Linked DNA regions of Mus musculus: all the other regions are linked to region 3. Evidence: chromatin loops called from intact Hi-C (ENCODE). Cell type or tissue: left cerebral cortex. All regions are shown on one strand. Each heading gives the region's core, and the rest is flanking DNA. Links, peaks and the distances in the headings are about the cores only.

Region 1 (4,918 bases), core at 508-4,507, 97 kb after region 3:
GCCGAGTAAGCCTTAAGAGCTGAAGACAAACTGGTACAGTCTTGTAGAGCCAGGGACACCAGTCTTCTGTCCTTCACCAGGAGACATTCAAAGGCTCTGATTCTCAGACTCTGAGACGTGGCCAGTTCCCTCCCAACTCCTTCCTTTTTCTTGGGCCTTCAGCCTAAAACTGAGAGTTATATCGTCAGCAATTCTGGTTCTCAGGCCTTTGAACTTGAACTTGTCGCGTCTTCCATCATTGCTAGTCTTGCTGGCAGCATATTGTGGGTCTTAGCATCCATGGTAAGTCCTCTCATGCATCTATAGGGTATCTGTTGGTTCTTTCCCTGGAGAACCTGCCTATGGAGGTCTGGGATTTCCTTTCTTCATCCACACCCCATTTTATTGGGCTACATCATCACGTTCAACATCTATATGTTCGGTCTCTGTAAGAGGAGTGGTTTCCAGGCAGCACAGGTAAGGAAGGTCTGGACCCACATTTGTTGACACTATGAGATCATCAGGATGGGTTAGCTTAGCAGGCCTCAGTGCAGTTTTCAGGGATGAGATAGAACCTTCCAGGCTCTTGATTCTGCAGAAGCTGTCACAGAGGGGCCAGCTCACAGGAATATACAAAACAAGACTGAATAAAAATGGCCCCCATAGGCCCACAGGGTATGGCACTATTAGGAGCTGTGGCCTTGGAGGAAGTGTGTCACTGAGGTGGGCTATGAGTTTTGAAAAGCTCAAGCCACGCTCAGTGGCTCAATCTCTCTTCCTGCTGCCTGAAAATCCAGATGTAGAACTCTCAGCTGCCTCTCCAATACCATGTCTTCCCACACTTTGCCATGTTTCCCATCATGACTATACTATACTAAACCTCTGAACTGTAAGCCAGCTCCAATTAAATGTTTTCCTTTATAAGAGTTGTCATAATGTCTCTTCACAGCAATAGAAACTCAAACTAAGACAAAGACCTTGTCACAAGGCAGTGCCAGGCCCTAGAGTCATGCAAATTCAAATACTGTGTTACTAAGACCATATGGGTATTTTCTTTATTGCAGGCTTCGGAAGTGTGATGGTTCGTATATGCTCTGCCCAGGGAGTGGCACTATTAGAAGATGTGGCCTTGTTGGAGTAGGTGTGTCACTGTGGGCATGGGCTTTAAGGCTCTCACCCTAGCTGCCTGGAAGCCATTCTTCTCCTAGCAGCCTTCAGATGAAGCTGTAGAACTCTCAACTCTTTCTGTACCATATCTGCCTGGTTGCTGCCATGTTCCTGCCTTAATGATAACGGACTTAACCTCTGAACCCGTAAGCCAGCCCCAATTAAATGTCCTTATAAGAGTTGCCTTGGTCATGGCAATTTTCTGTTTACAGCAGTAAAACTCTAAGGCACGAGGTTATGGGTACCCACTTTAGTGCATCTCACTATGCCAGCCTCTCTTCCTTAGAAGCAATTACTCTTAAGTTTTCTTTTGGGAAGAAGTCACACCGTAATGCAGTGGTTCTCAGCCTTCCTAATGCTGGGACCCTTTAATACAGTTCCTCATGTTGTGGTGATCCCCCAACCATAAAGTTATTTTGCTGTTATGAATCAATGTAAATGATACACAGAATCTGATATGCGACCCCCTGTGGCCCCGAACAGCTGACCTAACTCCACGAATGCCCTGGCTCTATGTCCATGAACCATTCTATCCTGGGTTCTCCCACTGTTTTCGAACATATTTTGCTTTTAGGGCTCTACAGAGTTGGAGAAAGTGTGAAAAGCGTTCTCTTGTCTAGTTGCATTAAGATGGGTTGCAACAGACCCCCTATTGGGGTCACTTCTTCCACTCGGAAGAACTACAGAGGGGTGGAGAGTGAGGCAGGGCTCAAGAGGAGGGGTTCCTACAGGTGCGGGTGTGGCATCAGAAACGCACCGACTCCACAGGCCGGTCTGCTCGTCCGCTGCAACCTCCTTCTGGAATGGGGAGGCGGCAAGAATGCACTTAGTGAGGCAGCATGAGCTGTTTGCTTGCTAGGGTAGCCGGCACTGACTGACCATCTATCTGACTGGGAGCAGCCAGAGCTTAGGCAGCAACCAAAGAGCTCCCAGCTCCGCAGCCCAGCTGCGCATGCGCCCCGGGGCAGCCAGGTGAGAGCGCGGCGGGAGCGGGCGGCCTCGCACCTGGGTTTTAACTTTTCCGGGTCAGGGGCGAGGGCGGATGCCGGGTGGGAGAAGGGAAGCAGGGTGTAAACCTCCGGGAGTCGGCTCGGCGCTACCTGGAGCTTCCAGGACGGGCTCCGTGCCTTCAGACGGGAGGAGGGTAAGCACGGGGGCGGAGCGAAGTCTCGCGAGATCCGGTGGTAGCTGCGGCAGCGGTGGCGGCGGCGGCGGCAGCGGCCGGGGAGGTGAGCGGCGAGCGGGTGCGAGGCGGCCGTTGGGACTGAGGCAGGGGAGAGCTGCGGAGGGCGAGGCCGGGCCCCGGGAGAGGGACGGACGGAAGGCCCGCGTCCTCGGTGGCCCCTCGAGGTTGCTGCGGCGCCTCCGGGTGCGCGCTGTCCCGGGACTCGCGCGGGGCGGGGCGGGGCGGGGCGGCCGCGGTCTCGGGGCTACCGGGTCCGGGCTTCCCTCGTCGGGGGTCCCCTGTGTGCGGCCGCGGCCCGATCTTCCCGGGCAGCCTGGAGTTGGTACCAGGCGCTTCGCTTGCGCGCTCCCACGCTGGAACTGCAGTGAGGTGCAGCAGCGCCTTGGCCGGAGCCACTCGACGGGGACGTGGTGGGATGGGGACGGCCCACGCCCCGGACTCACCTTCCATCCTCCTCCCCAGCCCTGCTCGCGGCTCTTCCCCTGGGGTCCCCGCGGGGCTGCAGAGGGTGTGTCTGCAAGCCCTCCCGAAATTGCACGCACGCAGCGTTCCGGGTTTCCAGGGAGAAAGTTTTCCACCGCTTTTGTTCTGTCCCTGAAACTTTGCCTAGTTCTCAGTGTTCAGAAGCTACCCTTTGGCCCTGTGTATGAGCAGACGCGGTGTGACAGTGACGAGGGGTGCGGCGGGTGTAGGGTCTCAGGCCACGAGGATAGCTCAAGGTTTGCCTCAGGCAAAGAAACTTTGAAAAGTTTGATTCTTTTCTGAAGCTTGAGATCGCACTCTTAGGATGAGCGGTTGTGAAGTTCCTAACTTTTGGTTCTGTGGCAAATGTTTGCCACCCTGACACGAAGTTCATACTATATCTTCCTATACGTGATCCAAGGTCAGTAGAGTGCTCTCCTTTAGATGTGAAGAAGAAATACGTGCTATGGCGTTAGTGCAGCCCAGACACCCAGCTAGGTAGGACGTAATATCACGGACCCTGCGGCTAGTGAGTATGTTTGGAGACACACACTCACGTATGTACGCATGCACTTGTGGGACAGTGAGTCTCAAAGTCAGGAACAAAGATTGGGACCTGAGATAAAACCGTGTTACTTGGGGTAATTGATGCTAATGAGAAAAACAATGTAGGCTGACTGACAGCGTGCAAGATAAATCACAGCCTGTCTCTGGTTAGGCTCAGATAATACAGCCCTCCAGGGATGCTGTATTCCAGGCTACATTGTAACCAATACAAAGCCCGAGTTCTCTACATTTAATGGAGTACACAAAATCCCTCATGCTTATTGTTAGTAATAAGGAAATAGAAGATTGAAATTGTTGCACTTGGCAGTATGCTCCATGTGTGTCTAGTAGATGCAGGTGTAATGTGCTGTGGAAGTTCACACAGTTCCCTTTCCTTCACCTTGTTGGACTACATAATTGGGGCAGGGTGGTGGGTGTTTTCGAGAATGACTTGCCACATGGTTCAATATTGAATCCTAAAGTATGTTAATCTATAGTGGGCCAGGGTAGCCTTCATTATCACCTCCACCACTCATGTGTTAGATGGCTCTCGGTCCAGGGCTGGAAACACTGCAGATGCTTTCCGCTGCCGTCTAGGAGTCTCTTCAGTAACTAACAATGTGCTATGGGGACAGTTCTGCCCTCTTGAGAACCACTATATAAAGCACACGCTCCACTATCTAGCTAATTATAACAGCAGAATCTAATACACACTTTTCACTGGGAAGTAAAAATAAAATTCTCTCTGTGAGTCTGATACATAAAAAGACAGCCTCTGGCTAGGGACTCTTTCATGGATCATCATCTCTGGCTCTCAGGAGCCAGGTTAGTACCTGTTCATCTGCAGTTGTTTCTCTTTTGGGGGAATCCTTGTTGGAAATGTTGGTCACACTTGAACTGCTGACTGGCATGAGGTGAGAGTGGAGTTGGAAGCCAGGATGGTGATGGGCTGTTGGGAGTGTCCTTGAGTACCAGTGTAGCCCCGGAGCCTTTTCTACTTAGGGATAGTAGTGCATTTGGAGAATACAGATGTGCTCAAAAGTGAAAACTAAAATTACCTATCTAAGCAGTTCTAGGGGTTGGCTCACAAACAAGCTTGTCTTCATTGGAAACTTCTCCATGGAAGGGGAAAAAAAATCAAGAAAAGTTCAGCTCAGTCCATTTGTAGCTACAGCAGTAAATTCCAAATTGTTTAAATCTGAAAAAGTTTATTTTTGCCTTTTTTTCTTTAAATATAAGTTGCTTCTTGCTATAGAACATTTATTCTGTATTGCTTATTACTTTAGAAAGGCACTATGGAAATTAACATCTAAGTAAAGACTTATGAAAATAGGATGCCACATTTAAAGTTGTCTAGACATAGATACAATGAACCCTTGTAAAGTTGAACAATTCATCTAAGTGAAAGTAATTCATTTTTATTGCATTAGGCAAACACTATCCAGTTCCAGGGTAAAAAAAAGGCCAATTGTTTTGGTTGTTTTTATTAATCATTATTCTAGTTAGGATTTTCTGCCATGGTAAACACATGACCAAAAGAAACTTGGGAAGAAGAGGTCTGTTTTTGCTTACACTTCC
Region 2 (4,918 bases), core at 334-4,333, 200 kb after region 3:
TTTTTTTTTTTGTATAGAATAGAGTTTATTTGGGGGCATGGGGAGGGGAATTGAGAGGGTGGGAGAGAGAGAGAGAGAGAGAGAGAGAGAGAGAGAGAGAGAGAGAGAGAGAGAGATCGAGGAAGCAGAGAAGTAGAGGCCAGCCATGAGCATGTGGAGAGAGGGGTGGTGGGAATGGAGGGGGGGAAGGGTGAGAGGACAGAGCAGGAACAAGAAGGCTATGGCTCTGTAAAAAGGTAGCCTTATGTGTAAGAACATGCTCAACAATGCTCTTGAAGAGATAGTATCAGAAATTCTCACAGAAAGTTTGGGGAAAATGCTTTGTGAATTTGAAACTATTTCAAATTCTTTGAAAAACAGCAAAAACATTTTTTAGGTATCTCCATTACTAGAGAAATTATTTCTTTTCAAAATGACAAAGCTGAGGCTTTGCTATAAGCCTGCAGCAGATGGTGCTTCGTTGATGGGAGGCTGACACTTTCATGGAGAGATAACGTGTCGGCAGAGTTTCCTTCACAAAGACGTCGACGACACAGAGTTTCAAGTTTTAAAGTGATGAGTGTAAAATATGTGTGTGTGTTTGAACCTATAAACTGAAAACATTGAGCAGCACCCTAGAAAAGTGCATGCTCCCTGTTGTTTTTACTGTTCCTTTTGCAAAGCACTGTAAGATGGAAGCACTAGAGCCAAGTTTGTTTTATAAGAATCCTGGCCTCACTTATGAGATATGCTATCTCTCAGTTTTCCCATCTGTAAATTGAGTTGATAATACTGATTTTGCAAGTCTATCAACAGGATAACTGATTGATTGATAGATAAATAGATAAAGTGTTACTGCTTCATAAAAAGTTAAAATACTTTTATAAATTAGTGCCTTGTGGTTACTCCCCAAAGAGCAGGGATGTGATAAACTCATGACTTGTGCTGCTACATGTCTCTAGCCAAAACTTAGAACTCGGGCCTAGTGTAGAGAAACTAGGCAGTGCAGTGCAATACGAAGACCTTCCTCTGTGGAGAACAGCAACTTTGCTTCAGTTCTAAGCCTTTGTGATCCTGGTCTTCGTTCTTCAATGTCTGTAATGTTCAAATCACCATGAAGCTCAGCAGGACTGCTGGGATACCGTGTAATATGTGCAAAAAAGTTGATGAAGTACCCAGTAAAGAGCAGTCACTCCTTGTGACTCTTGGAAGGACAGGAATGCTGTATCGGGAAACTAGGTCCAGAGACAGGGGACAGTAGCAGAGGTTTGCTTGAGGGCAGTGTGATAGACACTTCCATGTGCTCTTAGACTTAGACTATGCTGGAAGACTTCTGTTGCTTCAAAAGGAGCCTCCGTTGACAAGAAACATGTCATATGTTGTAAAATCCCATTCTCCAGAGATGTGGGAGAAGGGCAGATAGCAATCTCAGTAGGATAGTGTGGGTTGACTGCCTTGAAACCAGAGGCAAAAGATTTTCAGGATGTTTGATCCAAACCCCTCTGTGCTAGGAGGGGAAATACTGCTTCACCTGTGTGCAGGATGTAACCCTTTCTTCAGTCCACCGAGGCCATGCTGTGTATGACTAATATCACCTCATTTTCTCTTCAGAAGAAATATCCATCCTTTAGAGGCTTTTTTCTTCATCATCCATCAGTCGTGCCTGGTCACTGGTCAGGAACAGTGTTGTCAGCTATTTTCTCCTGTATTTTTTTTTTTCAGCTTAGTCTTGTCCCTTGGCTGTGTACAAGTAAAATTACTCATTCGACAAGACTCCTCATCGAGCACGGCTCTTGTGCCACTACCATTTGTTGATGGGCATATGGGAGCTCTATGCAAAGGCACATGGTTTGAACTCTAAAAATTATTGTGTCTGCTGGTGTGTGTTTGGTGTATGTGGAAACAAACTTGTTTCCACGTTGCCTGGAATTTCCATCCATAAACATTTCCTTCCAGAGTGCCCCTTGCATGTGTGAGTAGCCACCTGTACCTTGCAGAAAAGGCACGCGTGTTGTGAAATGAAACTCCAGCCCATCGCTGATTAAATCTTTTAGGAACATCTCTTAGTGGTGTTGCTTTGTACTTGGGAGAACAATTCTCCTTTAAAAAAGAATCCTAGTGATGCTAGCTCTCTCAGCCGACTAGTGGCACAAAGGCAAACTGCTGCTCCATGGGCTCTGAATAGCCAAGGAAGCAGCCGGATTTGCAGCACATTCCTGGCTATAAAGCTCTGCCAGGGATAGCCCTATGTAGCAAGAGGCTCCCACAGAGGAACGTGGGAGGGAAGGGATGCTTTCCACCCACATGTGCTGGTAGCATGTTTATTCAGTGAGGTGCCTCTGCAGAGATAAAACTGCTTCCTTTGGATGTCCTCTTCTGTCATTTGTTTAGCTGGAGAACTTCATGAGTAATGCATGGGCTCGTCTGGCCAGTGTGAAGTATTTCACAGCCCAGGGCTTTGCTTACAGAGAGCACAGCAGAGACGGCAGCCAGCCGTTCATCTTCCTGTTATCAGCAAAGGTTTCTCTTTAATAGCTAGAGATTTTATTTTTAACTGCTTGACTCAGTGCTCGTCAGATGATTGGGAGCATCTAGCTGCAGATTGAAGCAGCCAGCGCGGGGGAGGCTGGAATGGCAAAGGGAAGGGGGATGGCTGGGAAAGGGGGTGGGATCTTAAGAGTCGTGCCTCGCAGCCTCTGCCTTCCTCTAGTGTGGAAGAGTTAAAGGCTCCCACCCGAAGGAGTGTGTCTGCAGGTCAAGCTGGGAACTCCAAGCGAATGGCTGCCTTATGTCACTTAGAGACTTAATTGCTCTGTGACCAGTGTGCTGTGAGGAGGGAGCAGGACCAGAGTGTTCTGTGCTCTCTACTGTCCTGCGAATCAAGCTTATCTCCTGCTGGATGCTGCCTGTCTCCAGAAGTCTTCACCATGATCGATAGCTCCAAGAAGCAGCCACAAGGCTTCCCAGAAATTTTAACTGCTGAGGATTTTGAACCTTTCAAAGAAAAGGAATGCCTTGAGGGAAGCAACCAGAAAAGTCTCAAGGAAGGTCAGTCTGTCTCTGGACAGGGCAGGATGGCTACATTCCTGTTCCTGTCACCTTGCTGGCTGGCATGTCTGTCTACCACTGTATGTCTGTGTGTCTCTCTGTTTGCTGTTGCCCTTACTCCTGAGTTCTCTATGGTGAATGTTTAATCCTGCTTGCAGAGAGACAGAGTTGACAGGACATGAACAGTTGGCAATAATTGCTACTGATAATGACAGTTAGGAAGCCAGTCCTGGCTTCAGTTTAATTTGTCCAGATTTGTTTGTGTATTTTTCCCAGTTTGGGGATTCTCCTCCAAACCCTGTGGGTTTTGGAGAGGCTATTCCATTTTTATTATTAACCAGAACACTGCTTTATTTGTGTTTACAGCCACATAATTCCAGGAAAAATAATTTTCCCGATTAATATGTTGGACGTTTGTTGTTTGTCTCCTTGAGTCCTGAAATGATGACTCAGCTGTGTGTGCATTATCTGCATATTGATTTAAAAGCATGTTGCATAGTTTGATTTAAAAAAAAAAAAAAAGCAAGCAAATAAGCTTGTGAATGCTTACTGGTGGTTAGAATTGTCGGCAAGCACTGCACTAATTAAGAAAATGGCCAGAGATCTGGGAATTCCTGTTCCTGTTTGCGCAGCATGCTTCTGTTACAGCGGAGAGCAAGGGCTGTGGGTGAGGAAGCCCGAATCTGAACAGATTGAGACCTGAGTGTTATTGATCCCCGTGCCCACCCAGTCCTCTCGGGGAGGCTTCCTTCCTCACTCCCTCAGCTCTGTCTGCAGACCCTTCCTGGCCTGCTCAGCTCCGGTTCCTCCTGCAGACAGATCGCCTGTAAGGAACCCTGTTGCCCTGAGTAGCGAGTGCTTCCATCCTTTTCTCTCAGATACTAAGAGTGCAAATGATGAGGGCGTGCTGTAGCTTGCAAAAGATGAAAATAAATCATTCTTTGACTTCCCGGAGTCAAACTGCTTTTGAGAATGGTCAGGAAACACCTAGGTCACAACAGATAACACAGAGTGAAATGTAAGTTACTGCTGCCAAGAACTGAACAATGGGCATGCTCTGCCTCTACACAGTGTGTGTTACTGCAGATTGCTGGAACAGTCAGTGCCAGGGGAGTTTTTAGGACACACGGAGACTCGTTACAGGGGTCAGGTGGGCTTAAAGTTTTTAAATCATTCATTGATAAAACAGTTTAAGAATTCCTTTTGCATCGGTTAAGCTGTTTAAATGTCAGTTCCTCTTAATGCCATATATTTAAAACAGGTTTGTATGCTTGTGAAATCAGGCAAGTTAAATAGAATAGGAGAAATAAAAAGATAACAAAACAGCAGAATGTGATTTAAAGGACTTAGGAAGCAAGGATCAAAAGTATGAACATAAGGAGTAGAGAGGTGTGAAGCATGTGCCTAGCACGTAAGAGTCCCAGGTTTGATTCCCAACACCGTGCATGCATACATCATACATACATACATACATCCTGCAGACATGTGTCCATGGTAGAAGAATCATGAGCTGATTGATCACATAATTAGAATCTCCCTGGCAATCCTGAGGGTTATACAGTGCAGTAAACAGTGTAGTATTGAAAGAGCAAAGAGAGGCTGTGAGTGACAGGTCTTTAGGCTCAAGCCCAGGTACAGCATGACTTTTGTGGCCCTGGATGGACCTAGTGTTTACTGCTCTGCACTTTGGTTTCCTTGTCTGTACAATGAGAAGGAATAGTTCCCATGTCCTTCTATTTACATGGGAGGCTGGGTGCAGTATCAGTTTCACATTCACCCTCTCACTCACTTGAAAGCCCTTTGTTACTGCCTGCTTCTATGCAAAAGTTAAAGTTTAAGAGCCAACATATATTTTTCTTATAAAGAAGTGGCCTGCATATTCACAAATGCA
Region 3 (4,918 bases), core at 320-4,319:
GGCCAGCCAACCCAGAGCAACTGAGCTGGGAAATGGCTATGCTTTCTGGCTACCCTGCAAGAGTGGGAGGTGGGACAGAAGCCATGTCCAGAATCACTGTAACAGCCCCAGCAATGGGAAATGAGGGTCACAACTGAATTGAGGCTTCAGAAATGGAAAAAAAGGGACATAAACTGAAGAAGCATCACGCGCTGGGGAGGGAAGCTTGCTCTACAAGAGATGTCCTGAGTTCAAATCCCAAGTACCCACGTAAGAAGTCAGGCAATATACAGCACAGAGGTGAAGCTCAGTGACAGGTGCCACCTCAGGCATTGAGAGCACAGGAGAAGACACCTGATGATGTCCTGCTCTGTGACCTCACATGTGCATGTGCACGCACACGCGCACACGCAGTCTGTGCAGCAAAATGCCTAGGGAAAGACTAAATCTAAGTGATGTCCAGTTTTAAGCCTGGACTCAAGAGATGATAAGAATATCTAACAAAATTAAAGCAAGTCTGGAAAGGGTCTTTTTCCCCCCAGGGGAAAGATAGCTCTAAATTAATTATTTGATTGTAAGTCAGAGACAGGAGACAGTGTATTATGGAGATGTAGTAGATGCTGGCATTAAAGCAATGCTGAGGGCCTCTGAGGAACAATAGAACTTTAGAAAATGGCTCCATCTAGAGGAGGTGGAGAAACGGAACCAGCTAGCACCTGTGATGTACCTAGTCAGCAGGGAGTGCTGGTCAGCTTACACTGCAACCAGAGAAGGTCACTGTGGGTGACAGGTGTGGAGAATCCAGGGGGGACAGCCTGGGAGGCTGTGAAGCTGGAAAGGGTGAAGGCCAGGAAGAGTCAAGTCAGCTAGCATCAGAGAGAAGGTAGTCTCGCTAGCAGGTGACCAAGATGAATGAAGGCGGAGCAGAGCTGACTAAAGGAAAGAAGATGCTGGACCACTGAGATGGTTCAGTGGGTAAGGATGCTTTCAGGTAAGTCTGATGGCCTGAATTCAGTCACCATGCCCCACATGGTAGAAGGGAAGAAGTAGCTCCTACAAGTTGTTCTCTAAACCCCACATGTACACCATGGCTTGAACTCAATGATACAAGCACGCACAGACATGCACACACACACACACGCACACGCACACGCACGCACACACACGCACGCACGCACACGCACGCGCACGCACGCGCACACACACACACCACTGAATAAATGTGTTGAGAATGGGGTTGGGAAGAGGAAAAATAAAGATGGATTTTGCTTTTCTAGCTTGTCACACCTACAGAAAACCTGTCTGGGTTGCCATCATTTATGTTCTCGTGTTTACCCCTAACCTGGGAGGGAAGTGTCAAGCCCCAGGAAATCACAGCGAGCTCCTTTCTTCTTCCTGCTGCTTTGTAACAGCATTGCTGTTTGGCTCTGTGGTCTGTGGGTGTTGGAAGATAACAAAGGATCAGCCTAGAGCCCCTTTACATACGTAACCCAGCTTCAGAGGCTTATTATTATTACTTAAAACCTCCTTCCAAAAACTTACGAAATCAAAATGTGTGCTGGTTACTGTCACCTGGAGCTGAAAGTCGACATTCAGCAGCTTGGAGAGGATTGTTATTTTGGTGGTGCTGAGAGCACTGTAACTGGGGCAGCTGGGTTGCTATGGTGACTGGGTCTCAAAACAGAGCCCTGTGCTTCGACACATCCACACAGCAGATGAATCTCAGGTTGACATGGCCGTGACACTCATCCTAGTTGAAGCATCCACAAACTCCCATCAGGACCCGTGGAAGGGAAATTTGGGATCAGGGCCCCCAAAGCACTGGTTAAGAAGTTGCAGCTTGGGCTTTTTTAAGCTGGGTCTTCTCAGTCCTCACGGTCCTGAAAACCTCTGGCTCACAGCCTAAAGCTCTCCCTTAGGGGAGGCTGATAGCTTGGGGAAGGTTCATCCCGGAAGCGAGTATGATTAATTGCTCCAGTGCTGACAGAGGCTGAAAACTTGAGACTCAGACCACATTCTTGTCACTAATAGATGAGATGAGGGTGGGGCAAATGAGTGTGGGACTGTACTGAGGATCCAGCTGCTGCTCTGTGGCTTCCTGCCTGGAGCAGCACCCAATAGGTCACTGCACACCCACGGTTATCGCAACACTATTAGCAAGAGCCAGGGTCTGCCATCAGCCCCATTAGTGTATTGTGACAAGAAGACTTGGGTCAGTTCAGAGAGATGGGTGGAACTGTAGACAGTCAAGGGGTTTTTTTTTTTGTGGGGGGGGGGGATTTTTTTTTTTTTAAAGAAGCCGGCCTGAGACAAATATTACTTTTTGTCTCATTGAGGAATCTGGACTTCTTTTTTTAAAAAAGAATTAATTAAACTATAAATATATGTGGCATGGCAGTAGATGAGGAAGAAGACCTGCGGCAGGGAAAAGGAGAGACAGACACAAGAAGGCAATTGAGAGTGACTGTGAGCAAAGGATTATGATATGTATGAAAACGACGTGATGAAACCCAGCATTTTCACTGACTAAAACAAAGCGAACAGAAATGTGCAGGTACTTTTGCGGCGAGGGTGGGCGGGAACCGACACTGCCTTTGGGGTGTGCTCCAAGCAAACCTCCGCGCCCACGCTGTCCTTCCGGGTCTCGACAGTAGGGGTCCCCGTTGAGTCGCGCGTCTTACACTACGCTGTGGTACTGGACTAAGGACGGAGACGCTTTGAATAGGGAGTATCTGCCTCTGCTGGTTCTTGCCTAAGCATGACATGGGAAAGCAGGGAAGGCGGGGTGGGGGTGGGGAAGATTCCTGACTTGCAGCATGACTCATGAACAAACGGAGAGAATAGTCGCTGCTTCTCATCGGAGCCCCAGCACGCCCCGGGACAAGCCTGAGTCAGACCAGAAGTCCGGAGTCTGGTCGGTCAGAGAGCATTTTCCCCCTTGAGGGAGAAATATATTTAGGGGAAGTGGTATGAATTTCTTAAGATTGCCGGAAACCCCACGTTAAACCCTAGGCTTCTAGAAGTCGAATCCGTCAAAACCAAGAAGCTTCCCGATTGAAGATAAAAATTGGCCACCTCCGCAAAGACACCAAGAATAGGTAAAAATAGATAGATAAATAAATAAATAAATAAATAAATAAATAAAAATTAAAAAATAAAAAGGTTTGTGACCTTAGTGGCAGCGGTTCTACGACACACGCACCCAAAACCAGCAGCCGTGCCTACCTGTGTGCACCTTACAGCATAGAAACCCGACCAGTGATTTTTGTTCCAATTGTACTGGTTTTGTTTTTGAGACAACCCAAGCTAGTGTCAAAGGCAAAATCTCCCTACAGCAGCCTCCTGAGTGCTAAGATAAAAGTGAACTGCCACACTAAACTTTAATGTTCGTTTGTTTGTTTGTTTGTTTTTAAAGAAGAAATATAGTTAGCCAAGCCTGATGACACAGACCTGCAATTCCAGCCACTAAGGAAAAATGAAAAGTAACTGGGCTGTAAAGTAAGTTTAGGGCCAACCTGGGCAACTTGGTGAGACTATCCCGAAAGGAAAGGTAAAGAGGGTTGTGAATATGTAACTTAGGAAGTGCTTTCTTGGCATGCCATGACCCAGTGGTTCAGATAGACGACAGACAGGCAGACAGACACTTTAGTGGAGGAAAAAAAAACCAGCTGTCCAACACTATATTCGTTGTGATCTCCTGGGGGCTCCTTACTTGTCCATGTCTAAGGATTTGTTACTTATATTTAGTGAAGACACATAAAAAGACCAGTGTAAAGGGACCACACCACAGAGGGCTGAGTGTCACACCTTGCCCTCCAGAGTGTCTGCCACTGCAAGCGCCACTCACTTCTACTACTCAGCGGCCTGTTCACAGGCCTGGAGGGAGTGGAAGCCAGGGGATCAGGTGAGCAAGGATTGGCAATGGCTCAGGAGAAGACGTGGGTAGAAACCTTAGGTAGCAATGGAAAACCGAGGCACCTTGAGTTGTACCCCGCCCCCTCCCCACCCCAGGCAGCCACAGGACAGAGAAGCCCATTCTTGAGCCAGTGAAAGCAAGTTGAGTCAAGTCTACAGCCTGAGTGCACTTGAGGGCTGCTGTCACCTGTGCTTGCAAAACACACGCATGAAATTACTAAACACTTGGAGGTGTGTACACCAGCAAGCTGATTAAATTAGGGGGAAATGAGCACATGTACACTTAAAATGGAAAAAAAAAGGCATCTAGTCAGGTGGAGTTAATCAAAAGTATACAGCCTCAGAGGCAGGGTGGCCCAGATTTATTTTTCATGTAAATATCTTTGATTGGAAAAATATGAGCATGTTTCTACACATGGCCTTGCTTATGAGCTTCTAAAAACTATGTAGGGCTTTTCTGACTTCTAAAACACCCTCAATAGATAGTAAAGAGACTTTTCCCTTTTTTCTAAATAGATATTTTCTTGGGGACACCTGCTCTGCTGGCTAACCTGAGACGGGGCTTTCCTGCTTTCATTTGACGGCTCACCTTACCCCAAAGGCTTGATTATTTCCTTCATCTCCCCATCTTTTCCTCCCCCTCTCCCAATTCTCATGCAGCCCCTATCTGTTCCTATGGCTGTCTTTTAACATATATGCACATTTAGAAAAAAGACTCAATTTATTTTTAATCATGCATATGTGTATCTATGTGGGGATATGTGAGTATAGGTGCCTAGGAGGCCAGAAGAGGGAGTCAGAGCCCTGAAGGTGAAGTTACAGGAGGTTGTGAGTGCCAAGATATGGATGCTGGGAACCCAAACTCCTTAGCAAGAACAGTGCATGCTTTTAACTTCAGAGACATCTTTAGCCCGATGTAAGTGGCTTGTCTTCAAATCTCTGTCACTGTTGCTCTGTGTGTGTGTGTGTGTGTGTGTGTGTGTGTGTGTGTGTGTGTGTGTGTGGTTTTGTGTATAGTTTTATG
Region 4 (4,918 bases), core at 629-4,628, 250 kb after region 3:
AGGAAGGAAGGAAGGAAGGAAGGAAGGAAGGAGAGAAAAACAAAATCATAGATGGGCTTAGCAGAGAGAAGGGGAAGCTATGCTAATGGCTGGTGGGTGGGTCTGTCTGAACAGGGTACAGTCCGAGTCCTCCTGAGCTAGCCCATTCCATTGTGCACATGTGTGGCCCATAAATATAGACAGTTGCTTCATGTCACTTAATCTTTAATTTAAAGAAAGCCATACACACACACACCAGTCACTACAACCTCAGAGCCTGTGTAATGGTTTCTCACCATAGAAAGAGAAACAAGGCAGTGGGACAGCTAAGAACTAGATGAGGTAATAGCTTGTGTTTTCAGCTTTGAGGTGTTCAGAATTCCTGTTACATCATAGCATTCCTCATTATATCACATCATAATATTCCACATTACATCGTAGCATTTCACATTCCTTCACAATCACATTATCGGAAGTAAAGGTAAGAGATACTAGAGAGAAAAGCGTAAGGGGACAACTACTATGTGACTAATGTCAGGTTGTTGTTTTTTTTATTAATGATAAAAAGAGACTGCCAAGGTAGCTCAGTAAGCTTGCCAACCAAGCCAGACTAACTGAGTTCCATGCACAGGACTCTCATAGTGAAAGGTGAGAACCCTCTTGCAAGCAGTCCTCTGACCTCTACCGTGCGTCAAGGCACACATACAACAACGTGTATGTGCACAAGCACACTCACAAAATAAATATAGTTTTTAAAACTAATGGGAGCCAGAAAGAGTGCAGCATTGTTTTAAGTTCTTAGTGAGGAGGATTCCAAGAGACTACTACCCAGATCCTATATCAAGTGAGAGTGTCCTTTAATAATATATGTAAACTCCAAAGAATTTCAGATAAACAAAACATAATCCATCAAACACAAAGACATGGATTTTTAAGTCAAAGATTGGGGAAAACACACTATTGAAACAAGAAACTTACTAGATGTGCTCATGGAAAAAGACTTAAACATGTTTTACCAAGGATGGTAAATAGCTAGTGAATAGTGTACAGACCCTCTGCAGTCACTAGTCACCCAGGAACTGCAGTAGAACCACATCTCCATCCCACAACTCCCCTCAGGCGGTGCAGCGGGGATGCAGAACACCTGCTTTGGGAGAACATGGGATAATGTTGGGAAACAGTTTCGCCATTTTCCAAGATGTTAAGTGTACATCCACTCTGAGACCCATTAGATTTACTCTTAGGTAACTTACCGTGAGAAAGGCACAGGGCATAGTAGTGTAGAGCTGTGCACAGATTTCTATAGCAGCTTTGTTAACAGTCCAAAAGTGGGAAGCCCACCAATTAAGTCAGTGACCAAGCAAGCAGACATTCCCAAACATGGATTACTGACCAGCAATAAAAGCAGTAAACTATCCCTAAGCTATATACTACACCATGGATCCAGCTCGGAATAATGTCGCTGCGTAAGACAATGCTCCCATACCTTAACCTCAAGAAGAACATGTCTGAGGCACTGACAGGAATTCATGTGTTCTGAAGGACAGCGGGTCCTGGAGATGAGGGGCTTCCCAGTTGACAAATGATAATCTTGTTGATGGGTTCATAGACACATACATATTAGATCATTAAACTCCATGATCTGTGCTGTCTTGGTTAGGATTCTATTGCTGTGAATAGATAATACCATGACCATGGCAACTCTTATAAAGAAAAGCATTTAATTGGAGCTGGCTTATAGTTCAGAGGTTCAGTCTATTATCATCATGGCCAGAAGCAAGGCAGCAAAGGCAGACATGGTACTGGAGAAGTAGCCAAGAGCTCTGCCTCTGGTTCACCAGGCAGTAGAGAAAGAATGAGCCTCTGAGCCTGGCTTGAGCTTATAAAATCCTAAAACTCGCCCTTAGTAACACACCTACTCCAACAAAGCCACGGGTCTTAGTTTTTTTAAATAATGCCACTCCCTGTGAGCCAGTGAAGATCATTTTCATTCAAACTACCACATACGGTAAGTGTAACTTACATGCCAAATCAACCTCAACGGTAAAACCATGTGCACAGTGTGCTCATCTGAGCTATAGCAATTCTTGCTGAATGCAGATTGACTCAGACCCTCTTTGAATAAAGTATTAGACACCTCCCAAAGTGCCATTCAGGAAAAGCAGAGCACACATGCAAGTCACAGCGCTGGCTTCTTCCTTGATTCTTAGTTGACCTATCATGCTCTGGTGGTTTGGCTTAAATATCTTCATTTCCCAAGCAACTTGGCTGTTTTCTAGACTATCAAATGTTAGAGTAAAACCAAGGCTCAGTGGACCCCTTGGTGAAGTGCCCCTGGTGCAGGCCGCTAACTCTGTCCTCCTTGGCTGCAGGTTTCCAGTGTGCACAGTCAGCAGATGGACGACCTCTTCGACATCCTCATAAAGAGTGGAGGTGGGTCAAAGGCTGGACACAAGCCCAAGGGAAGCAGTGTCATACCACAGGCCTAGGACAGCCTTCCTCTAAAGCTGGATGTTGTCTTGGAAACTGAGAAACATCCAGTTCTAACAAACCTGCTCAAGCTAGGCCATCAAACCACATAACAGAGGAAAGAAAGCCCTTTGGCTCCACACTGAAGGATGGCATGATGTTAGATCCCCATAGCTGTCACTTGGAAAAAAGGAAAGATGTCTCACACATTAGAGCTGGGCCAGCAAAGCATGCTCTATGGAGTGAGAACTTTCCAATAACTTAGCCTGAGCTCCCTCTGGTGGTTGTTCTATTAAAATTCAGAGTACGTCATACATCAGGGCTACAGATATTACTCAGTGGGTAAAGGTGCTTGTTGCCAAGCTTAGTGACCTGAGTTTGATACCCAGAATCCACACCATGAAAGAGAACTAACCCCCACAAGTTGTTCTCTGACCTCCACATACATGCTGTGGTAGCATGCACATTCATAAGTAATAAACTGTAGTTAAAAATAAAGTAAGCCAGCTGGGCGTGGTGGCACACGCCTTTAATCCCAGCACTCAGGAGGCAGAGGCAGGCGGATTTCTGAGTTCTAGGCCAGCCTGGTCTACAGAGCAAGTTCCAGGACAGCCAGGGCTATACAGAGAAACCCTGTCTCAAAAAAACAAAAAAAAAAATAAATAAATAAAGTAAGCCATCATTTACAGTATGTTGCCTTTAAACCAGACGTTAGCACGTGCCTCAGCTCACCTGCCTTTACAAGTAAGCAAGGATCAGTTTTTCAGAAACTTCCTGGGATAGTTGCAGCCCAGTGGCAGAGCACTGCAATACAAATGTGAACTACCATCCTGGCATATCACATACACACCTATGTGCACATGCGTACACGTATGTGTGCATGTACAAAGTCGTACGGTGAAAGAAGTCAGGAGTTTGAAGTAGTAATTACTATTTCTCCATCTGTATTGAACACATCTGATAGACGCTGATGCCCTGAGCAGAGTCCATGGCATAGTGAAGGACATTGCCATCTGCATGTGGGCCACATGAATAAGTGAAAGTCTGCTGAGAACTACATTGGTCTTTCAGAATATGTTAAACTGAAAACTTGGGAGTTAAAAAATAAATGTGTATTTAAAAATCAGGCATGCAGTTTTTGCTCAGTCTGATAAAGATAAGGTTTTTTTCCAGTGATTCAGGTTCAATTCCCAGCACCACATGGTGAATCACAACTGTTTGTAACTCCAGTCCTAGGAGGACTCCAACGCCCTCCTGTGGCCTCCATGAGTACTGCACACACATAGCACACAGACACACATGCAGACAAAATACCCAGATACAATAAGCTTTTAAGTTTATGGTTCATTAATTCTTTCACCTACTGTATTCTCAGAAAGATGAGAAAGAATCTAACATGATGGCACACACATTTAATCCCAGGACTCGAGAGGCAGAGATAGGCAGAGCTCTCCAAGTTCCAAGCAGCCTGGTCCACATACTGAGTTCTAAATCAGCCAAGTCTACACAAAACAAGAAGTCATCTCAAAACAACAGTGGAGGAAGTTATTAAAATTCATCTATGTGAGCACTAGTCTGTCCATAACAGAAGGTCTGTTGGTTTGCTGGTTGCCCTATTAAGGAGTCAATATGATCACGTAGGGAGATGACTCTCTCAGTGTGCCATGCAAGCCTGAGGACCTGAACTTGGTTCCCCCCAGAACACAATAACAATGCCTATAATCCTAGTGTTGGGGAGGGGAGGACAAGTGGATCCTTGGGGCTTGCTGCCCAGCCATTGGGGAGATGACCCCATCCCAAACCGTAGGGCTAGTTAGCTCTGAAGAAGACGTTTGCATTTATCTCTGCCTTACACACAGAGAGCCACAAAAAATTAAATAGACTGGGACTGGGAAGATGATTCAACACATAAGAACACGTTCTGCTCTTGCTGAGGGCTAGAATTTGGTTCTTACCACCCATTTTGGATTCACAAATACCTGTAATGCTAGCTCGGGATCAGACACCCTCTGCTGGCCTCCATGGGTTCCTACACACAGGAGCACGTTCACACACTTGTATACATAAGTACAAATTAATGTTTAAGAATAAATTAAATAACTAATTGGTACTTATTAAGCTGTTTACCTAATTGTCCAAAGTTCAGATAACTCAGAACAAGAATTGAGAGCAGTGGCTGACCTGCCTCACCTTTAGGAAGGAGGGCAAAGGAGGTGACTTCAGCCTTGCGTTATTGATAAGGTGTACTGTGTCTGTTTTGTAACTTTCTAGACTGTATTGACAAACTGAAATACCATCCAACTATAATGACTTTTTAAAATTAAATTTAAAAAGAATTAGAGCATGCTCTCTCTGCCTCTAAGATGTAAGAGAGGATGACAGAATAGTCACTAATATAGTTCAATGGCAGCAAATACTTACTAACACCATCAATTCTTCTGCACAGAGATTTCCTTCCCAATAAAAGAAG
Region 5 (4,918 bases), core at 486-4,485, 470 kb after region 3:
TCTAGCTCCCCTCTCATCACCCTCCTGCTTCTATAAGGACGGCCAGACCCTAGGACCACAGTGGTGATGCAGATTGCCATCCCTTCCCCACTTCCAGATGGAAGCCACATCCCAAACAATGATAACCTTAAATGCGCTATCTGGGGGTCAAATAGGGTAACTGGTTCCTTCACGAGAAACACAGGTGCTTCCTCCCTCAAGCACTCTACAGTGTGAGGATATGTAAACGACAACTGTTAGAAAGCTGGTGTCCAGGTGTGGGCACCTCAATCCCAGGATTCCAAGTCTCCTGCACCAGGAGAAACACGGATGGATCTGTTATCTAAGCCGCCTCTATTCACTCTATTTGACAGAAACATGTATCTCAGGTACCTAAGTAATTTGCCATGGAGATGAAGCAGAGCCCTGTGATGTAGGCATCGTACCCCGCCTCATGAAGCTGCTCAGAAGCTGTGTCGTAGCTTGGAAAGCCTTCTGCACTTTCTAAAGAGGAAACAAAGGAACGATCAATTTCTCCCAGAGCACTGCAGAATATGAAGCATGATGTCTGGCCAAATCCATACTGCATGCAGTCTTGTGTATTGTATGTGGCCTGAAGACACAAAGAAATCTGTCTTATTGCTCAGTTCTATTCTTAGAATATGAGATAACAAAATCCCTAAAAATGGGAATTGCAGTTCAGACAAAAAAAAAAAAAAAAAGGCCTCAGTTTCCTTACCAAGATTCAGCTGTAGGCCTCCACAGCCACACCGACTGGAGCCATTTGCAATCTTATGTTTCCCATCCTGTGACAAGTCCTCCTTGCTACTCTTACCATACATGTAGGACAAAGCAGAGACTAAGCAGAACTTCAAGCTGGGCACGGTGGCCACACCTAAAATTGATGTACGTGGGAAGCTGAGGCAAAGAACCACAGCAAGTTTGAGACCAGCTTAGGCTAAATAGTGAGTTCTAGTCCAACCTCGGCTACAAAGTAAGACTCTGTAGGCAAAGTAAATAACAAACCAGAGGCGCTGAGAGGTCATGCGATGACCGTCAATCCCTCCCTCCGTCACTCACACAAATGTGACCCTTGGACAAAGCACTGCACCCCTCAGCCCCCCAGTTGTCTAAAAATGAGATGATAATCCACCTCCCCTCGTAAGGCTTTGGGGGAGGGCAGCAAATGGCAGGGTCCTGGAACATGCCACATGCTCATGACCATCCTCCACCAGTGTCCCAAATAGTCCCAGAAAACAACAAGTCCAGCCAGATGCAGCAGGCCCCCGGCTGGTGCAAACCTAGCAATTTATACAGACCAAATAGATCAGAGCTTGCTGTAATGCTGCCCTTAGTCCATGGGGCCACTGTACTACAAAACCATTCATAAGTTGGTTCTTAGTCACACATACAAGTGCTGAATGAATGTGAGAATAATCTGCTTTTCAGTAAGTTCTGTGCCAAAGAAATATGAAAATAATAGGACAGAATACAGCTCTTACTCATAAGTAATTATTTCCTAAAATCAAGTGGGAAATGAGTGTTTTTTAACACTGTCGAGCCAGGTATGGTGGTGCACACCTTTAATCCCAGCCCTCGGGAGGCAGAGGCAGGCAGATTTCTGAGTTCGAGGCCAGCCTTGTCTACAAAGTGAGTTCCAGGACAGCCAGGGCTATACAGAGGAACCCTGTCTCAAAAAGCACCCCCCGCCCCCCCAAAAAAGGCCAGTGTCTCGTCAGAAGCAAGAGCGGAAACTAGTGATGGAATGGCTGGAATCATTTATGCTTTTTTATGTAAGAATTCTTTAATTTCCTTACATACCAAATATTGGGCTTGACACTTGCTAAGAAAGAAAGCCTTTTAACAATGTAGTGCTTAAGTAAGACCCTAGACACCACCTGCTGAAGATCATTATTCCCCAGATCAATTATCCCATTACACAGTTACACACAGGGTATTGGTTTCCCTCCCTCTACCCAGTTCACATCGTAATTGGATTCTTGGACTATTACCCAGAAGGGAAGCAATGCTACCCTACTACCTGCATCACCAACTTCTGGACCATTAGTGCTGTGATCAGTGTCTTTGACCACAGCCCATAGAATGCTAACTGCAGGTCAGCAACTCAATGTGGGTAACAGGACGGAGGACACAGTGCCTCAACACAGGCTTTCCTCAGTGACATTGTTTAGCTCAGAGGACACAGGTATGCTCTCATCTAGGCAGCACGCCTAGTTCTTAGGTTTTCTGAGACCCAAAATGTATTTTCATTGCATCTCCAATGATCAGTCACTGACATACTGTCTATCTTCAAATAATGCACCAGATAAAAGGATACATCAAATTTTGGAAGAATTCTAAGCATTAGGAAATAAAAGCCTTAAAACTTTAATTGCCAAACATCACAGTAAATGGCTACCATAAAACTCTTAACATGATGTGGATATAGCTGGACATGGAACTAGAATACCATCATTATTCAGAAAGCAGCCATCTACCAAGGGCCTAGAAGTTAACCCAGCCAAAGTCCACAAATAACACATTACCATTTCCAAGACATTTCATATAACGTATTTGCATTTCCAAAGTTGAATATAACATATTAACATAGTAATTTCCAAAGTTTGATGGTTTTCGTGTTCAATATTCTTACCAACTTTGGGAGGGTCAAAAGGTGTCTCTTTCAACCGCTTTTCCAACTCTGCAAGGGATGTGTTGTTAATGATATCCTGCAAAGCAGTAAGCGGAGAATTAGGACATGTCATCTCAGCAAGAGACTAAGGAGAGCCAATTTAGGGTATCCACGTGGGAAATGCACGCCATACTGCCCTCTTGTGTCTCTTAAAAGAACAGAAGCCATTAGAACACATTTGTGAAAGGAACAAGTTCAAGGGTCACTACTCAAAGGTGATGAATGGAAAGACTTACAGGGTAAAACCTATAAACTCAGGCAGTGCTGGTGCTCACTTGTAATCCCAGCTACCTGGGAGGCTGAGGCAGCAGGAGGAGGAGTTTAAAGCCAACCTCATTACAAAAGCAAAATTTTGGGGATAAAACTGGCAGAGGGAAAAAAACTTCCATGTTGTTTGCTGAGGGGTTGGGGATGTCAGTACTTTGACAGGCACTGCAAAAAGGCTACAGGCAGTTCCATTGCTGGTAGAGACACAGAACTAGAAAGCACTGTCTTAACGTATTGTTCAGGAGGCTTCAGAAAGTCCTTGACAAGAATGTAAATAATTAACTAATTATCCTTATTAGAATATATGTCCAAATATGCAAAATAAGCAGGCAGGCAGAAAAAGGACAAACTGTCTGCAGGTATAAGCTATTGAATAACATACATGACAAGCTGCGCAGTGGTTGAGCACATCTTTAATTCCAGCACTTGGGAGGCAGACGCAGGTGGATCTCTGAATTCAAGGCCAGTCTGGTCTACAATGCAAATTCCAGGACAGCCAAGGCAGTTATACAGAGAAACCCTGTGTGTGTGTGTGTGTGTGTTGCAGGGTGGTGGTGGTGGGAAAAATAAAGATAACTTCACATTTTTATATTATTTCTGTTCTTTTCAAAATTCTCTCTTCTTCCTTTCTAATTTTTTAACGTGTCTGAAATCGCATTTAACTAGATCAGAATTCCAAAGCTATTTGTGGTCATACAAAAAATTTCAAAGAAAGCTGGACATGATGGCATACACTTGCACCAACCACATGGGAGGCAAAGGCAGGAGGGATCAGAAGTTCAAGGTTACTTCTATCAGCTACAGGGTGAGTTCAAGGCCTGCCTAGCATACCAAGAGTCTGTCTCAAACAAACAGAAATCTCAAATTATATCGTATGAGTGATAGTTCAGATTTAAATAATACCTTAAAAGGCTGTGTGCTGGCCATCAACTTAGTATCCAAGAGTCTGGAAACAAAATACATTTTAATAAGGTAAATAAAATATATATCAATATTGAAAATGTACTTTGTTAAAATATAAAATACTTAAAATGTTTCATAAATAAAACATATTCTTCACATATTAAATACTTTCATAAAACACATAGAAGTGGACAGATGAAACAAACACACTGGTCAGTGTGAACCGAGCGGCAATGTGGTTGATGAGCTGAGGACAGAGTCCCATCCTCTGGCTTCCTTCACTCACTGAAGTGTTGCATGCAGTCCATACTAAGCCAAAGGGACAGGTTCCGTACCTGTACCTGGAGGGAGGAGGCTAGCATCTATCTTGAAAGTGAGGCAGGCACTGCACATTTTACTGTTCTGTGGATCCACCCTTCCAGACTGCCACTGCCCACTGCCACCATCTGGTTTGCAGTCTGAACTCTTATGGAAGCCAAAGTCTGCATTGGGAAGTTTCCTGCTACCATTTCTTACAGTGGCAGCTAAGCTCCAGTGTCAACATGACTGGATTTGAAATCAACCATGAGCACACCTCTGTGTCAGTCTTTGAGGAAGTTTTCAGAGGCTTAACTGAGGAAGGAAGACCCACCTAGAACGCTGGCAGCACTACCACTGAGTGGGTAAAATAGCAGAGAAAGGCAGGTAAATCCTTTCTCTGCTTCCTGATCAGTTCTTGTGAGAAGTGCTCAACTCCAAAACCCCCACCCTTCCTTTCCCATCAAGACAGACTGTACCCTCACACCGATGCCAGCTGATTTTGTCAGGTAGTGCATCACAGCTATGAGAAAAGGAGACCACTTAACTACTCTACTACAGGGACCAGAAATACCAGGGAACAGAGTGACCATGGACAAATTCTCATAAATATAAACACTGTGGCCATAGTAGCAATAGCTATCCTAACTTGCCCTCCTTCAAAAGACATATTGTCTTACTGTTCAAGCTCCATGCATTTTACTTGCGGTTCCTCAGACATGTATGCATGGTGTAGTCAAACTAGCATGCAGTGCAATGCTGACTGTGGAAAACACTAAT

What was found. Hi-C counts contacts between places; a loop is a spot of excess contacts. Peaks named below come from ENCODE experiments on the same cell type or tissue, not always from the same donor. Only the 100,000 strongest peaks of a DNase experiment are listed, where the experiment ranks them.
Region 1: a loop joins it to region 3, with 7 times the contacts of the local background. A loop is called at or near these places in 14 of 42 quality-filtered maps.
Region 2: it touches region 3 in a loop (6-fold over the local background); 16 of 42 quality-filtered maps call a loop at or near these places.
Region 4: a loop joins it to region 3, with 8 times the contacts of the local background. A loop is called at or near these places in 21 of 42 quality-filtered maps.
Region 5: it touches region 3 in a loop (2.6-fold over the local background); 2 of 42 quality-filtered maps call a loop at or near these places.

Annotation. Positions count from the first base shown.
Region 1 is chr16:13,254,180-13,259,097 of GRCm38, forward strand. It overlaps Mrtfb (myocardin related transcription factor B), which reads left to right and starts at 2,302. Exons shown (of 17, transcript NM_001122667.2): 1 at 2,302-2,375. In left cerebral cortex, for the core only: CTCF peaks have their summits at 2,179 and 2,383; DNase peaks (open chromatin) are centred at 2,108, 2,272 and 2,739; H3K4me3 peaks cover 2,548 bases; H3K27ac peaks cover 1,638 bases.
Region 2 is chr16:13,355,733-13,360,650 of GRCm38, forward strand. The region is part of intron 3 of Mrtfb (myocardin related transcription factor B); the gene reads left to right. All of the region lies in intron 3 of LOC115488652 (a long non-coding RNA gene), which reads right to left. Among named protein-coding and RNA genes, the nearest start is that of Gm15738, 64 kb to the right of the region's middle. In left cerebral cortex, for the core only: a CTCF peak has its summit at 2,128; DNase peaks (open chromatin) are centred at 504, 2,241, 2,539 and 3,881; H3K4me3 peaks cover 2,808 bases; H3K27ac peaks cover 3,818 bases.
Region 3 is chr16:13,157,685-13,162,602 of GRCm38, forward strand. Gm32596 (a long non-coding RNA gene) reads right to left here and starts at 1,611. Exons shown (of 3, transcript XR_384684.2): 1 at 1,522-1,611; 2 at 1,322-1,413. In left cerebral cortex, for the core only: CTCF peaks have their summits at 685 (motif pointing left) and 2,624; DNase peaks (open chromatin) are centred at 689, 1,643 and 2,640; H3K4me3 peaks cover 987 bases; H3K27ac peaks cover 2,694 bases.
Region 4 is chr16:13,407,266-13,412,183 of GRCm38, forward strand. Mrtfb (myocardin related transcription factor B) reads left to right here. Exons shown (of 17, transcript NM_001122667.2): 16 at 2,352-2,412; 17 at 4,895-4,918. The region is part of intron 1 of Gm15738 (a long non-coding RNA gene); the gene reads right to left. Among named protein-coding and RNA genes, the nearest start is that of Gm15738, 13 kb to the right of the region's middle. In left cerebral cortex, for the core only: CTCF peaks have their summits at 2,732 (motif pointing left), 3,694 (motif pointing left) and 4,466 (motif pointing left); DNase peaks (open chromatin) are centred at 2,719 and 4,429.
Region 5 is chr16:13,625,742-13,630,659 of GRCm38, forward strand. Parn (poly(A)-specific ribonuclease (deadenylation nuclease)) reads right to left here. Exons shown (of 24, transcript NM_028761.3): 15 at 3,842-3,884; 16 at 2,633-2,708; 17 at 373-483. Among named protein-coding and RNA genes, the nearest start is that of Parn, 40 kb to the right of the region's middle. In left cerebral cortex, for the core only: a CTCF peak has its summit at 2,811 (motif pointing left); DNase peaks (open chromatin) are centred at 2,808 and 4,284.